Linked DNA regions of Homo sapiens: region 2 is linked to region 1. Evidence: read pairs that join two places in POLR2A ChIA-PET (ENCODE). Cell type or tissue: A673. All regions are shown on one strand. Each heading gives the region's core, and the rest is flanking DNA. Links, peaks and the distances in the headings are about the cores only. Region 1 has its middle 59 kb from the start of PLEKHG3. Region 2 overlaps SPTB (spectrin beta, erythrocytic).

Region 1 (9,669 bases), core at 3,525-6,024:
CTGGTCTCAAACTCCTGACCTCAAGTGATTTGTCCACCTTGTCCTCCTAAAGTGCTGGGATTACAGGCATAAGCCACTGCACCCAGCTGTAAAAGCAGTTAATTCTATCTTGTAGTCTCATGAATGGGCATTGTTGACAGACGAAAGACCACCCTCAAATTCAACCAATCATAACTCAGCAATGCCCAACACCTGTCATTGGGGTTTAGTGACTGAACCTGGGCTTAGCTGCTTTGTTATAAGCAAATTAGATGAATTGAAAGAGTTGAATCATTTGTGCTTGTTAACAGCAATTAAACAAAACAAGAGATTGCAGTAAGAGAAAAAAATTGAACCAGGTCATTCACAAGGTAAAGAAGCCAGCTTTGGCAGGTTATAGCTTGTTTATGTGTGACTTCAGCCTTAGGTAGTTGTAATATAATCAAGGGATGGAGTAGGGTCAGGAGTATAGCCTGCAAGTTCTTTAGGAAGTGTATGACATGCATTTTATTTCAATGCTAATCTAAAATCATAGCAACGTGAGCATAATTTGGTTCATTTTTATGTCCACTCTGAATTTATGACAGATTTCTACCATGTGACTTCAAAGTGATGCTTTGCATATATGTTTATGATTACCTTGGGGCCATATGATTATCCAAAGTGACAAACTTTAAATTTTCCAAAATAGACTTTTTTTTGAGACAGAGTCTTGCTCTCCTGCCCAGGCTGGAGTGCAGTGGCGCAATCTTGGCTCACACAACCTCCGCCTCCCGGGTTCAAGTGATTCTCCTGCCTCAGCCTCCCGAGTAGCTGGGACTACAGGCGTGCACCACGATGTCTGGCTAATTTTTGTATTTTTAGTAGAGATGTGGTTTTGCTATGTTGGCCAGGCTGGTCTCGAACTCCTGACCTCATGATCTGCCTGCCTCAGCCTTCCAAAGTGCTGGGATTACAGGTGTGAGCCACTGTGCCTGGGCTTTTTTTTTCTTTTTTGAGACAGGCTCTCACTCTCTCACCCAGACTGGAGTGCAGTGGTGCGATCTTGGCTCACTGTAGCCTCAAACTCCTGGGCTCAGGGGATTCTCCTTCCTTGGCCTCCGAAATAGCTGAGACTACAGGCACACACCACCACACCTGGCTAATTTTTAATTTTTATTTTGTAGAGTTGGGATCTCTCTATGTTGCCCAGGCTGATCTCAAACTCCTGGGTTCAAGTGATCCTCCCACCTTGACCTCCCAAATTGCTAGGATTACAGGCATGAGTCACCATGCCTGCCTGACTTCATTTTTTAGAGCAGTTTTACATTCACAGTAAAATTGAGCAGAAGGTACATAGTGCACATATGCCTCCTCCCACGACGTGCAAAGCCTCCACCACCACCCACATCCCACACCAGAGTGGTACTTTTGTTATAATCAATGAACCTATCACACATCACTACCACCCAAAGTCCATTGTTTACATTTGGATTCACTCTTGCTGTTATACATTCTACGGGTTTTAGCAAATGTGTAATGACATGTGTCCACCATTATAGTATCATATGGAGTAGTTTCACTGCCCTAAAAATCCTCTGTGCTCTGCCTATTCATCCTTCTCCATCCCTTAGCTCCTGGCAACCACTGATCTTTTTATTGTCTCCATAGTTTTGCCTCTTTCAGAGTATCATGTAATTGGAGTCATACAGTATATAGCATTCTCAGATTGGCTTCTTTTGATTAGTAATATGCACTTAAGTTTCCTCCATGTCTTCATGGCTTGATAGATCATTTCTTCTTAGTGCTGAATCATATTCCATCAAATGGATGTACCACAGTTTATAAGAGTTTAACTTTTAATGCAATCTTTTTCAAATTAAAGTATTCTAAAGGACTCCTCAAGTTATAAATTGGCTGAACACTTGGTTTAAGTTCCTGGAGAGCTTTATAAAGCTTTATAACTCCTTGCAGCATAATGAGGTCACAGGGTAAACCCATGGATGTTCAAATCTCAACATAGAGTGTAGAAGCATCTTCTATGTTCACTGAAATTCCTTTCCGTTTCTTCCTAGGTACTCAGGTAGGCTCACTGTCCCAGCCTCCCTTGCATTTAGATGTAGCCAGTTCATTCTGGCTAATGAACTGTGAGTGGGAGTGGTCAAAATGGTTAAGAAATTAATGTGTCAAGATAACCAGACAGGTCAGTATAGAAAAGTCAATTGTATGTCTTTGGAAAGTGAAATTGCAAAAATAGTTCCCTTGTCAATAACATCAAAAAACACTAGCTAGGAATAAACAACAAAAGATATGTAAGACTTCTATACCAAAAACTACAAAAAAAGAGGCATATACTACTATGTCCATGGATTGAAAGAATATTATAAAGCTGTTAACTTCCCCAAATTTATTTATAGATTCAATTCAATTCCAATCAAAATCCCAGCAGACTTATATGTGTACATGTAAAAACTGATAAGCAAATTTTGAAATGCAAAGTGCTAAGCACAGCAAAGACAATCTTGAGGAAGAACAAAGATAGAAGATATAAAGCACTGATTTTTAAGCTACCATAACTAAAAGTGCATGATAGCAGAGAGAGCATAAACAAATAGACCAATATAATAAAATAGAGTCCCCAAATGGACCCACACATAAACAGTCACCTAATTTGCAACAAAGTTCCCACTGCAATGAAGTGGGAGGAAGAATGGTGTTATTCAACCAGGAAAAAACAAACCTTGATCTCTACATCATATCAAACGCAAAAATAAATTACAGATAAATCATAGACCTACATGTGAAAGGCAAAATAATAAAGCTTCTAAAAGATAACATAGAATATCTTCATGACCTTGAGGTAGACAAAGATTTCTTGAATGGTTCACAAAAAAATACTAACCATAAAAGAAAAGATTGACATTTCATAATTTTGTTAACGTTCAAAACTTCTGTTTATCAAGAATACCATGTAGAGAGTGAAAAGGAAAGCTCCAGAGTATGAGAGTATATCTGCAATACATATACTTGACAAAGAATTCATATCCAGAATATATAAATAACTTCTTCAAACCAATAAGAAAAGAACAGACTTCCCAATAGAAAAGTAGGCCAAAGCCTTGGACAGGAAATTCCCAAAACAGAATATCAAAATGGCTAATGAACCTATTAAAAGAGTCCTCAATAACATTAGTCATTAGGAAAATGCAAGTTAAAACCACAAGGAGACATCACTGCAGCCATACCAGCATAGCTAAATGAAAAAGAGACAATACCAAGTGTCAGCAAGGAGGTGGAGCAACTGGAAGTCTCATGCAATGCTGACGGGCATGTGGATTTGTCTAATCACTTTGGAAAACTATTTGCCAACATATACCAAATCTTTGCATATGTATGCCCTATGACCCAGGAATTCTACTTCTAGGTACATGCCCAACAGAAATGTACACGTACGTGCACCAAAAGACACATTCATAATAGCTTTATTGATAATAGCTTAAAACGGAAAACAACCTAATGCCCATTAGTAGTAGAATGAATGAATAAATCATGGTATGTTCATGCAATGGAATATTATACAGCAATGAAAGAGAATGAACTGTTGCTTCACGTCACAGTATGGATGAATCTCCCAAAGTGTTTTACGAAAGAAATGAGTGTACCTTCCTCATGCTGTCTTTTTTCATCTGCCAACTAAACGGCCAAGACTCCAAGGACCTAGAAAAGGATGGAGCCACAAAGTAGAGAGAGCTTGGGGGACCCTGAATGACTATGTGGGAGGCTTACCTGGCCAGGAACAGTCACCTTGTATTGTGACGAGTGAAAATAACTTTTATTGTGTTAATCGACTGAGAATTTGGATCATCTGTTACAGCAGCCAGCATTCATTCTCCTAGGTGGTAAATAGGGCAAAACACATTATGTGATAACAGATGGTACCATCAGAATGTGCTGGAGAAGCTCATGAGAAGAGAGCCTACCAGGAGCTGGCATGGACAGGAAAGGTCTCTTACCTTCAACAAGAGCTAGAACTCAGATGGAACGCTGAGCTTAGATAAGTGACTAGAGAGAGCAAGATCCTACTGTCAGAGGCATGCGAACGAGAACAACTCCATCTTGAATAGGGGCTGGGTAAAATAAGGCTGAAACCTACTAGGCTGCATTCCCAGAAGGTTAGGCATTCTAGTCACAGGATGAGATAGGAGGTCGGCACAAGACACAGGTCATGAAGACCTTGCTGATAAAACAGGTTGCAGTAAAGAAGCCGGCTAAATCTCACCAGAACCAAGATGGCCACGAGACTGGCCTCTGGTCATCCTCACTGCTACACTCCCACCAGCGCCATGATGGTTTACAAATGCCATGGCAATGACAGGAAGTTATCCTATATGGTCTAAAAAGGGAGGCGTGAATAATCCACCCCTTGTTTAGCATGTAATCAAGAAATAAACACAAAAAATGGGCAACCAGCAGCCCTCGGGGCTGCTCTGTCCATGAAGTAGCCATTCTTTTGTTCCTTTACTTTCCTAATAAACTTGCTTCACTTTACTCTATGGACTTGCCCTGAATTCTTTCTTGTGTGAGATCCAAGAACCCTCTCTTGGGGTCTGGATTGGGTCCCCTTTCCTGTACCACTGCCAGGCGGGGGCAGAGGCACATGCTAAGGACAGGTAGAGAGCACCCAGTTCCTGCACGGGGAAGACAGGGTAGGGCCAGCTTTTGCAGAGGCCCCGTCATGCCCTGAAGGATCTTGGAAAAGAAGGGTTAAAGGCTGTTCTTTCCTTAGTAGAGCTGCCACCCACAATTTGAAATGACATATGTGCTCCGCCTACGCATTCAGGGCAGTTTCATGGGAGATGTGCGTAATTCCTTTAACCTGACAACATGACCTAGTGTCTCCTCTTTATTTTATAATGATCTACTTTTAAGAGAATTTATGGAGTCTGATGAATAGCTTCACATTTTTTCCTTTGAACTCCCAGATGCTGACCATATTCCAAATTCCAGCTGAAGTTCCCAGCCCTTCACCAGAGCCGTCTGGTAAATTTCTAACACTCCCCAGGACATTCCTGTTTCCTGCTGAGAAAGAAGAAAACAACAGTGCTTCCCTGAGGGCGGTTTGCTTCAGCCCCCAGGACTGGAAACTCCATTTTAGGAAAAGTGTTTACAAGGGTATAAAACTCGGAGAGGAAATGGCCTGGGAGTCTCTTGGGAAACCATCTGCGACCCCATCCTAAGGGTTTGCTGCAGAATTCTGTGGCATTCCTCAGCAGTGGGGCTGCCTAGGACATTCACTCTGATTTTGAAAATACATTGAAGTGCAAGTGTGTGTGCCAGTGGGCATCTGAAACAGCCCTGAGAAAATGACAGGCAAAGGTAAAAGAAGTGGGGGAGATAAAGAGAGAAGGAGGGAGGTGAAAGGCCTTTTTCTGCAAAAAGATCTCTTCCATGCATTTGAATATTTTTTAGGTACGGAAATATTCAAACATACAAAAATAGAGAAGATAGTGAAATGAACTACCATGTATTAAGTCATCCGGCTTCAACAAATATCGACATTTTGTACATCTTTTTCACCTATCTGCCCCCTCCTTTTTTTTTGCGGTAGAGCTGGGATTGGTAAATGACAATCCCATGGGCCAAATCCAGCCTGCCTCCTGTTCTTGTAAACAAAGTTTTATTGCAACACGGCCATGCCATTCACTTATGTATTTTCCATAGCTGCTTTTGCAACACAACAGCAAGGCTGAGCAGTCATGATAGAGACCATATGGCCCTCAAAAGCTAAAATATTTGCTATCCGGTCCTTTACAGAAAAAATTTGCTGGCCCCTACACTAGAGTCATTGCTGGGACCATAGGTGTGCACCACCACACCTGGCTAATTTTTATTATTATTATTAGTAGTAGTAGTAGTAGTAGAGTCAGAGTCTTGCTATATTGCTGAGGCTGGTCTTCAATTCCTGGGCTCAAGCGATCCTCCCACCTCAGCCTCCCAAAGTGCCATGATTACAGGTGTGAGCCACTGCACTAGGCTTAGAGTCCTAAAGCAAATACTAGACATCATATTATTTCATCTGGCTTCAAGTTTCCATCTCTAGCAGGTAAGAACTTTATAACTACCATACCAATAATGAAATGACCATGCCTAACAAAATTAGTAATTCCATCACCTCATCTCATTTATAATCTGTGTTGCAAATTACCCTAATATCTTGTGTTTTTTTTTTTTTTAAATAGAAACAGGGTCTCGCTATGTTGCCCAGGTTAGTCTTGAACTCCTGGGCTGAAGTGGTCCTCTCGTCTCGGTCTCCCAAAGTGCTGGGATTACAGGCGTGAGCCACCACGCCCAGCGCCCCCCAATATCTTTAAAAATATCTTTTTACAGTTATTTTTTTTACATCCTGATCTAAATAAAGTTCTCACATTGCATTTGGTTGATATATCTCTTAAGTATTTCTTAATCCGTTGTCATTTCTCCCTTACCCCCTTGCCTTCTTTCAATTACATTTATGTGTTAAAGAAACCAGGTCGTTTGTCCTCTGCAATCCCCACATGCTGGATATGGCTGGTTGAATCCTCACTGCATCATTTATCTCGACCGCAGTGCTTTTTTTTTTTTTTTTTTTGGGATGGAGTCTTGCTCTGTCGCCCAGGCTGGAGTGTAGTGGTGCTATCTCCACTCACTGCAAGCTCTGCCTCCTGGGTTCACACCATTCTCCTGCCTCAGCCTCCCAAGTAGCTGGGACTACAGGCTCCTGCCAACACGCCCGGCAAATTTTTTTTGTATTTTTAGTAGAGACAGGGTTTTACTGTGTTAGCCAGGATGGTCTCGATCTCCTGACCTCGTGATCTGCTCGCCTCGGCCTCCCAAAGTGCTGGGATTACAGGTGTGAGCCACCGTGCCCGGCCAACTGCAGTGCATTTTTAAGTGTCTGGGCCACATGAGGTGAAGTGGGAAAGGCCCCATTGCCCTTTCCAAGGGAGATGGGTGGAAAGATGTAGAATGAGAAGTCAATCGAATCAGACTGAGCATTGCCCCTTCAGGATGTGGAGGAGAGTATCAATTATAGTGACTTCTAAGGCTCGTGTAATGTAAACTGGTCCAGAAAGAATAAAATGTTATTTAACCTAACAAATGTCAGAGCTTATGGTACACAAGGAGTGGGAATAAAATCATATTAACATGAGGAACATCAATAGAATGATACAGGTGAGACACATACCATCTAGAACACTACACTATTTATATAAATTACAAGTACAAACAAAAAACCTCTATCTACTTGACAAGGACCTGCAGCAAACCCCAGAGTGGGTGCCTTTGGAAGGAGGCAGGGTTGGGAGAGACGATTGATGAGGAAAGGAAAAGACCAAGCAGAAGAGGAGGTAGGCCGGGCATGGTGGCTTATGCCTGTAATCCCAGCACTTTGGGAGGCTGAGGCGAATGGATCACCTGAGGTCAGGAGTTCAAGACCAGCCTGGCCAACGTGGTGAAACCCTGGCTCTATTAAAGATACAAAAAATTAGGCGGGCATGGTGGTGCATGCCTGTAATCCCAGCACTTTGGAAGGCCAAGGCGGGCAGATCACCTGAGATCAGGAGTTTAACACTAGCCTGGCCAACACGGCAAAACCCCGTCTCTACTAAACAAAATACAAAAATTAGCTGGGCATGTTTGTGGGCACCTGTAATCTCAGTTACTCAGAAGGCTGAGGCAGGAGAATCGTTTGAACCTGGGAGGTGGAGGTTGCAGTGAGCCAAGATCCTGCCACTGCACTCCAGCCTGGGCGACAGAGTGAGACTCTGTCTCGAAAAAAAAAAAAAAAAAAAAAAAAAAAAAAAAAAAAAGAAGAGGAGGTAGCGATGACCCTTGATGGAAATTCCCTTGAACTGGAGAGAATGATTAACTCAACTCTGCACCAAACAAACAAGCCAACAAGCACTGAGACTGGTCAGTGCTTATCTTGGAATGGTTTGTCACGTTTTTGGGAAAAGCGGTGAACACATCTGTCGCTCCTCTGGCTGGTGAGAAGACTGAACTCCATAGTGATCCCCAACCATACAGTCACCTCGCACTGCAGCATCACAATGGCTCAGCACAGGGGCCTCCACTGGCAGAAGAAAGAATCCCACAAGAGACCTCCTGCTGTAGCCAAGGAGGGGCTAAGGAACCCTGGACCAGGGGATATGGAAAAGTCAGTTGCCTGGAAAGAGGAAAACTTGGAGTACAGAAGAGAAGTTAAAAGAGAAAGACAGAAAGCAGCCTACAGCCCCACCACCTTATTTTGAAGGCCCAGGATTGCAGTTCTTATGGGTTGAATTGTGTTTCTTCCACAGAGGATAGGCTGGAATCCTCACCACCAGCACTTCATGATGTGACCCTATCTGGAGACAGGGTCTTTTTGTATTGTTTGTTTTTGGAGATAGGGTTAAACAAGTTAAAATGAGATCATTAGTGTGAACTCTAATTGACTATGACTGGTGTCCTTCTAAGAAGGGGAAATTGGCCGGGTGTGGTGGCTCACACCTATAATCCCAGCACTTTGGGAGGCTGAGGTGGGCGGATCACTTGAGGTCAGGAGTTCAAGACCAGACTGACCAATATGGTCAAACTCTCTCTTTAGTAAAAATACAAAAATTAGCTGGGCATGGTGGTGGGCACCTGTAATCCCAGCTACTCAGGAGGCTGAGGCAGGAGAATCACTTGAACCCGGGAGGCAGAGGTTGCAGTGAGCCCAGATTGTGCCATTGCACTCCAGCCTGGGCGACAAGAGTGAAACTTTGTATCAAAAAAAAAAAAGGGTAGGGTGGTGGGGGAATTTGCACACAGACATGTCCACAGGAGAACACCACGTGCAGATGGGAGTGATGTTGCCACACACCAAGGAACTAGAGCCAAGGAAGAGAGGCTTGGAACAGATCCCTCCCGAGCACCTTCCGAGTGAGTGAGCATGGCCCCGCTGGGACCTTGAGTGTGGACTTCCTGTCTCTAGAACTGTGAGACAGTAAATGTCTGTTGTAAGCCACCCAGTTTGTGGTACTTTGTTATTGCAGCCCTGGGCAGCTTGTGCAGCAACTCTCTCCCCTTATGTTGCTTTTGAGGCGATGACAGCGTTGTGTAGTTGAAACTCCTGCTCCTCCCACGGCACCGGATCTTCGAAGAACCACCTGGCCATCCACAAAGGATGGCTGACATCACCTCAGCCCCCTGGGGAGGATAGCAAGGCAGGTTCACAGAGAAAACCCCGTCAGGCATCCTAAAGGGACACTGGTGAAATGTCACAGCCCCTGTGTCATCGGGGGTGGTGGCAGCACAGGACTGATAGTTTGCGGTCAGCAGAGAAGATGTCCCTGGTCAGGAAAGAGCAATTCTCTGCTCACCTCAAAGGGACAAGGGATGAGGTGGGAAGGGGGAGGCTGCCACACCTGCGTTACGTGAACTGATAACACCTGGGCTCCAGAGCGCCCCGACCTAAAATGACCACAGCTGATTGAGAAAGCTGAGGACTGGGCTGGAGATTATGCATCTGCGCATGCTTTTTTAGTTCATTCTGTGGGAGCAACTTTTGGAGAATTGGAACAGATCGGGGGCGAATCAGGGGAAGGCAACTCTGAGGGGAACGTTCAGGGGAATTTAGAAGAAGGATGATAATGTAGGTGCAGAAGTCATTGCAGCCCGCCCCTTGAACTCGTCTCAGGAAGGTGTGCA
Region 2 (4,023 bases), core at 1,448-3,947, 130 kb after region 1:
ACATATTGTATGATTCCATTTATATGAAATGTCCAGAACAGGCAAATCTAGAGAGACAGAAAGTTGAGTAGTGGTTTCCAGGGACTAGGAAGAGAGGGGAATGGGGAGTGACTGCTAATAGGGGCGGAGTGATGAAAATCTTCTAACCTTAGATTGTGGGGATAGTTGTGTAACAGCGAATATATTAAAAACCACTGAATGATACACACTAAATGGATGAAGTGTGGTATGTGAATTATATCTCCATAAGGATGTTAAAAGTAAGACCATCAGGACAGACACCTTAGGGGCAATAGGATGGAGATGGATCAGCAATAACTGATGAAGTGACACAGACTGGGCAGAGTGGTCTGATCTCTGCAGGGGCTCTCACTGCCCACATGCCTGACTCCTCCTCTCATGGACGATGAGCTTCTTCCTGAGTTTTGGGGGAAGGGCCCCCTCACATCCCAGGGCTGGGAGAAGAATGCGCAGTCTTAGACCTGCCCAGCTTTGGATATGTGAGTTGCTTATTTTCACTGACAACCATGGTCACTGTTCCCATTAGAGAACCTGAATGACAGATGTCTCTCTCTCTACACTCAGGACTCTCCTGACTCTGGAGCGATTGGTCCTCCCAGTGGAAGCTGACCCAGGCCATTTCTGCCTCGATCCAGCCTCAGGCCTCAAGTGTCCCCCAGGGATTTTCATGGAACGATAGTCCAGGACTGTCCCTTCACGGAGGAGCCACAGTGCAGCACCCTGGTTGGCCGGGCTCCTCTGGCCTGGAGAGGAGCTGCCTCTGCCTCAAGGACACTCCCCTCACCTGGGCCTCTCCTGGGTCTCGATCTGCCGGATGATGCTCTCCATCCAGGAGAGGAGGTCACGGGCCATGCTGAAGAAGCGGAATTTATCCGCCGTGTCCACTAGCTGGGTCCGGCGCCCGGCACAGGCATCGAGCAGCGCCTGCCACGCGGCAGACACCTCCTGCTCCTTGTTCTGGATGGCCTCTGCCTTCTCCCCAGCATATGCTGTCTGCAGACGGGTGGCCACGTCCTGGAACTGCTGCACCTGTGGTCAGGCAAAATCAGACATTGTTCCCTGGACATTGCTCCCTAGGTGCTGTGGGCCTAGGACTGGAAGGGCAGCTACCTCCTCCTGGCCTCCCTGCCCAGGGCACTGCTGGAAGGTAGGATCTTCAGCCTCCACCCAGTGGGTGCTGTAGGAGAAGACTCCTTGCTTTAACACCTCTGCCTACCCAAGATACCTCTTGAACTTTGTGAAGGTTTGGGAGTGAGAGGAAATCCTGCCCTTTGATCTCCTCAACAATACACTAATGAGAGGAACTACATATCAGGCACTGTTCTAAACACTTTCTACTGATGAACTCTCTTCGTCTTTCCAACAAACCCAGGAAGGAGGTACTATTACTATTGCTGTTTCTGAGATGGGGAAAACGAGGCACAAGGAAGCTAAGTAACTGGTCCAGGGTCCTTCACACTAGTAAAGGGGTACAGCTGGGATTTGCACCGTGCTCCTGAGTCCCCGTTCTTAACCATTCTGTGTGCTGCCTCTCCAAGGAAGTGGTTGCACCAGATCCCCTGATTGAGGCTGGCCCTGGGGACAGTGAAACCTCACTCCTAAGACCTCAGTGGGGCTACACCTATCTCAGGGGCCCTGGCATCCCCAAATGCAACAGCCACACACCAGGCCCTCCACTCCAGCTGGAGGACACTTCCCTAAGAGGTCCCCTTTTGGATGAACCAGGGGCCCAGCCAACCCTGGTGTTCTGTCCCCAAGCCCTGCAGGGCTGGCCTGGGATTGCGCAGCCAGCCTACCTCTCCCTGCTGCACTGGAAGCTGGGGGAGCCCTCAGCAACAGGGGCCCCCTTGCATTTGCCCTTTCTATCACACCAAGCTCTGGGGCACCCTACGGATCTGCGGAGGGCACTCCAGTGATGGGGCAGGGGTCTGAACAGTAGAACTTGGGGGCTCTCCAGCTCCCATGTGGAAAGGCTGAAGTGCCCGGTGGCTAAGTATGTGGGGTCTATAGCTAGACTGCCAGGGTCTGAGCCCTGGCTCCACTTCGTACCTACATGTTCCTGGGAAACTTATGGGTCTTCTACCTCTCCCTTTTCTCATCTACAAAGTGCAGGGAATATTAGTAGCTGCCTCAGAGGACTGCCATGAGGGTCCAGCGGCTACATACATTGCTCAGAAGAGCACCTGGTGCTAGAAAAGTGCTGTGCGTGTGTCCACTAATAGTACTGCACAACTGGAGAAACTGCAACCGTATAGTATTGTATGCATTGGCCTTTTGTGAGGATTCAGTTTAAAGAATGACTTCTGAAGCTAAGGAACATCTGAAAGCCACTGCTCCCAGCCCTGAGCTCCTGGCTGTCTAAGGAGGCAAAACCTCCTGGCACTTATCCTAGAGGTTTTCCTGCTGACAGCCAGGTGGGGACTGACACCCAGGGCTCCTGGAAATTGGTAGCAGGTGGGCGGCAGGGGGCTGAAGGTACCTGGACACCCAGCAGGTGGAGCTCCCGCTCGAAGGCTGTGTGCACCCGGTGGAAGGACTCGGCCGTGCTGGCGTCCAGCCCCACGTCCTCGGGCAGCTCGCGGTGCTTCTCGTCGATGAGGCCCAGGATCTCGGCACCCGTGTAGAAGTAGCGGTGCAGGTCATAGGAGGCGGCCAGCAGCTGCATGCGCGTGTCAATGAGCTCCAGGAGGTCTGCCCACATCTCGTTCAGCCCGTCCTTCCACTCGGCGATGGTGGCCGCCTCGCTGTGGCCCGCGTCGATGAGTCGCTCGATGAAGGCATTCACATTGTCCACCCGCTCCTGCCCAATCGCCCCGGTCTCCCGGGCAAAGTCCCGGAACTTGTCCCGCAGAAGCTAGGCATGGGGCAGACAGAAATGTGGTTATGGGGGGCACAGGGGTTACAGGTGTCACCAGCTTAGCCAAAGACTTTCCCAGGCAGCAACTGCAGCTCCGGGAGCTGCGCTGTCACACCTTCCCCAGGGCAGGCCTGCATCGGCTGGTCCCGCCTCACACTGGGGAGGTTACGTCCTATGCAGCACTCTGTGTGTCTTGAGTGACGGCTGGCTGCGTCTACCGCATTAGAGAAAGACAAAAACAGCAGGAGTTGTGGCTACTCACAGTCACGTGGTCAAAGTCTTGCCCCATTTCCGGGGAAGAGGCCACTAGCTCCTTTTCTGAAATCCACTGCTCCAGGTCGTCGGTCTCCCGCTTGAGCTGGAACAGGTGGTACATGTTCTCCAGCTTGCGCTTGCGCTCTTCCGCCACGTCCTTCAGCCCTGCGTAGTGCTTGTCCACTTGCCCCTGAAGTCTGATGATCTGTTCCCTGGAATTCAAAACCAAAAAGGCCCTCAGAGACGGCAGCCACGAACCCAGAGCCGTGGCTCCAGGGAGCCAACATATGCCAACCACAGCCCCCTGGCAGGGATAGGTAGGGAGTGAAGCTCTGGAGAAATGACAGGGGCTTTGCCGGGGAAGAGCTGGGGAGAGAAGGGGCCACACCCTAGCCTCAGGGGATGACACACTGTGTCCTGGAATTCTGTCCTGGAGGGGTGCTTCCCATGGTGCCCCTCACTCTGGCAAGCTTACAGGGACAAGTGCAAATGGGGAACGCCTCCATTGTTCTTCCAGAGAGGCTGGGGGAGCAGCACTACCTGAGTGGGGCTCCCGCAGCAACAGCTCTGCTCAGCCCTCCAGGGAGGGAAAAGACATACTAGGGGCCCAGACAATGTGGCTCCCAGGGAAACCTCTGGGGTGGCTGCTGAGGACCCACAGTGGTGGGCACCCTAATGGCAGCTGAGGACAGGGCCATGGCTGGGGGCAGTGTGTGGTCTGTGGCCCAGTGGGCTTCCATTTATGCAGGATCCACAAAACCTCGCAGCCCATGTGGGCACAGGTTTCCACCTGCACTCCTACATCATGGTTCTGTCTGGACTGTGAAGTCCTGGAGACCTTCTGGACCATAAAAATAAAAGCTAAAGTAGTCTTCAGTGTCCCTTAGCAT

Evidence for each region. Peaks named below come from ENCODE experiments on the same cell type or tissue, not always from the same donor. Only the 100,000 strongest peaks of a DNase experiment are listed, where the experiment ranks them.
Region 2: POLR2A ChIA-PET joins it to region 1 with 6 read pairs; 4 of 35 experiments call an interaction of 5 or more read pairs at or near these places.

Annotation. Positions count from the first base shown.
Region 1 is chr14:64,640,662-64,650,330 of GRCh38, forward strand. No RefSeq gene overlaps it. Among named protein-coding and RNA genes, the nearest start is that of PLEKHG3, 59 kb to the right of the region's middle. In A673, for the core only: no CTCF peak of the experiment used is centred there; DNase peaks (open chromatin) are centred at 4,960 and 5,610; H3K27ac peaks cover 2,347 bases.
Region 2 is chr14:64,770,080-64,774,102 of GRCh38, forward strand. It overlaps SPTB (spectrin beta, erythrocytic), which reads right to left. Exons shown (of 36, transcript NM_001355436.2): 25 at 3,141-3,345; 26 at 2,501-2,875; 27 at 806-1,050. Among named protein-coding and RNA genes, the nearest start is that of MIR7855, 14 kb to the right of the region's middle. In A673, for the core only: no CTCF peak of the experiment used is centred there; no DNase peak of the experiment used is centred there.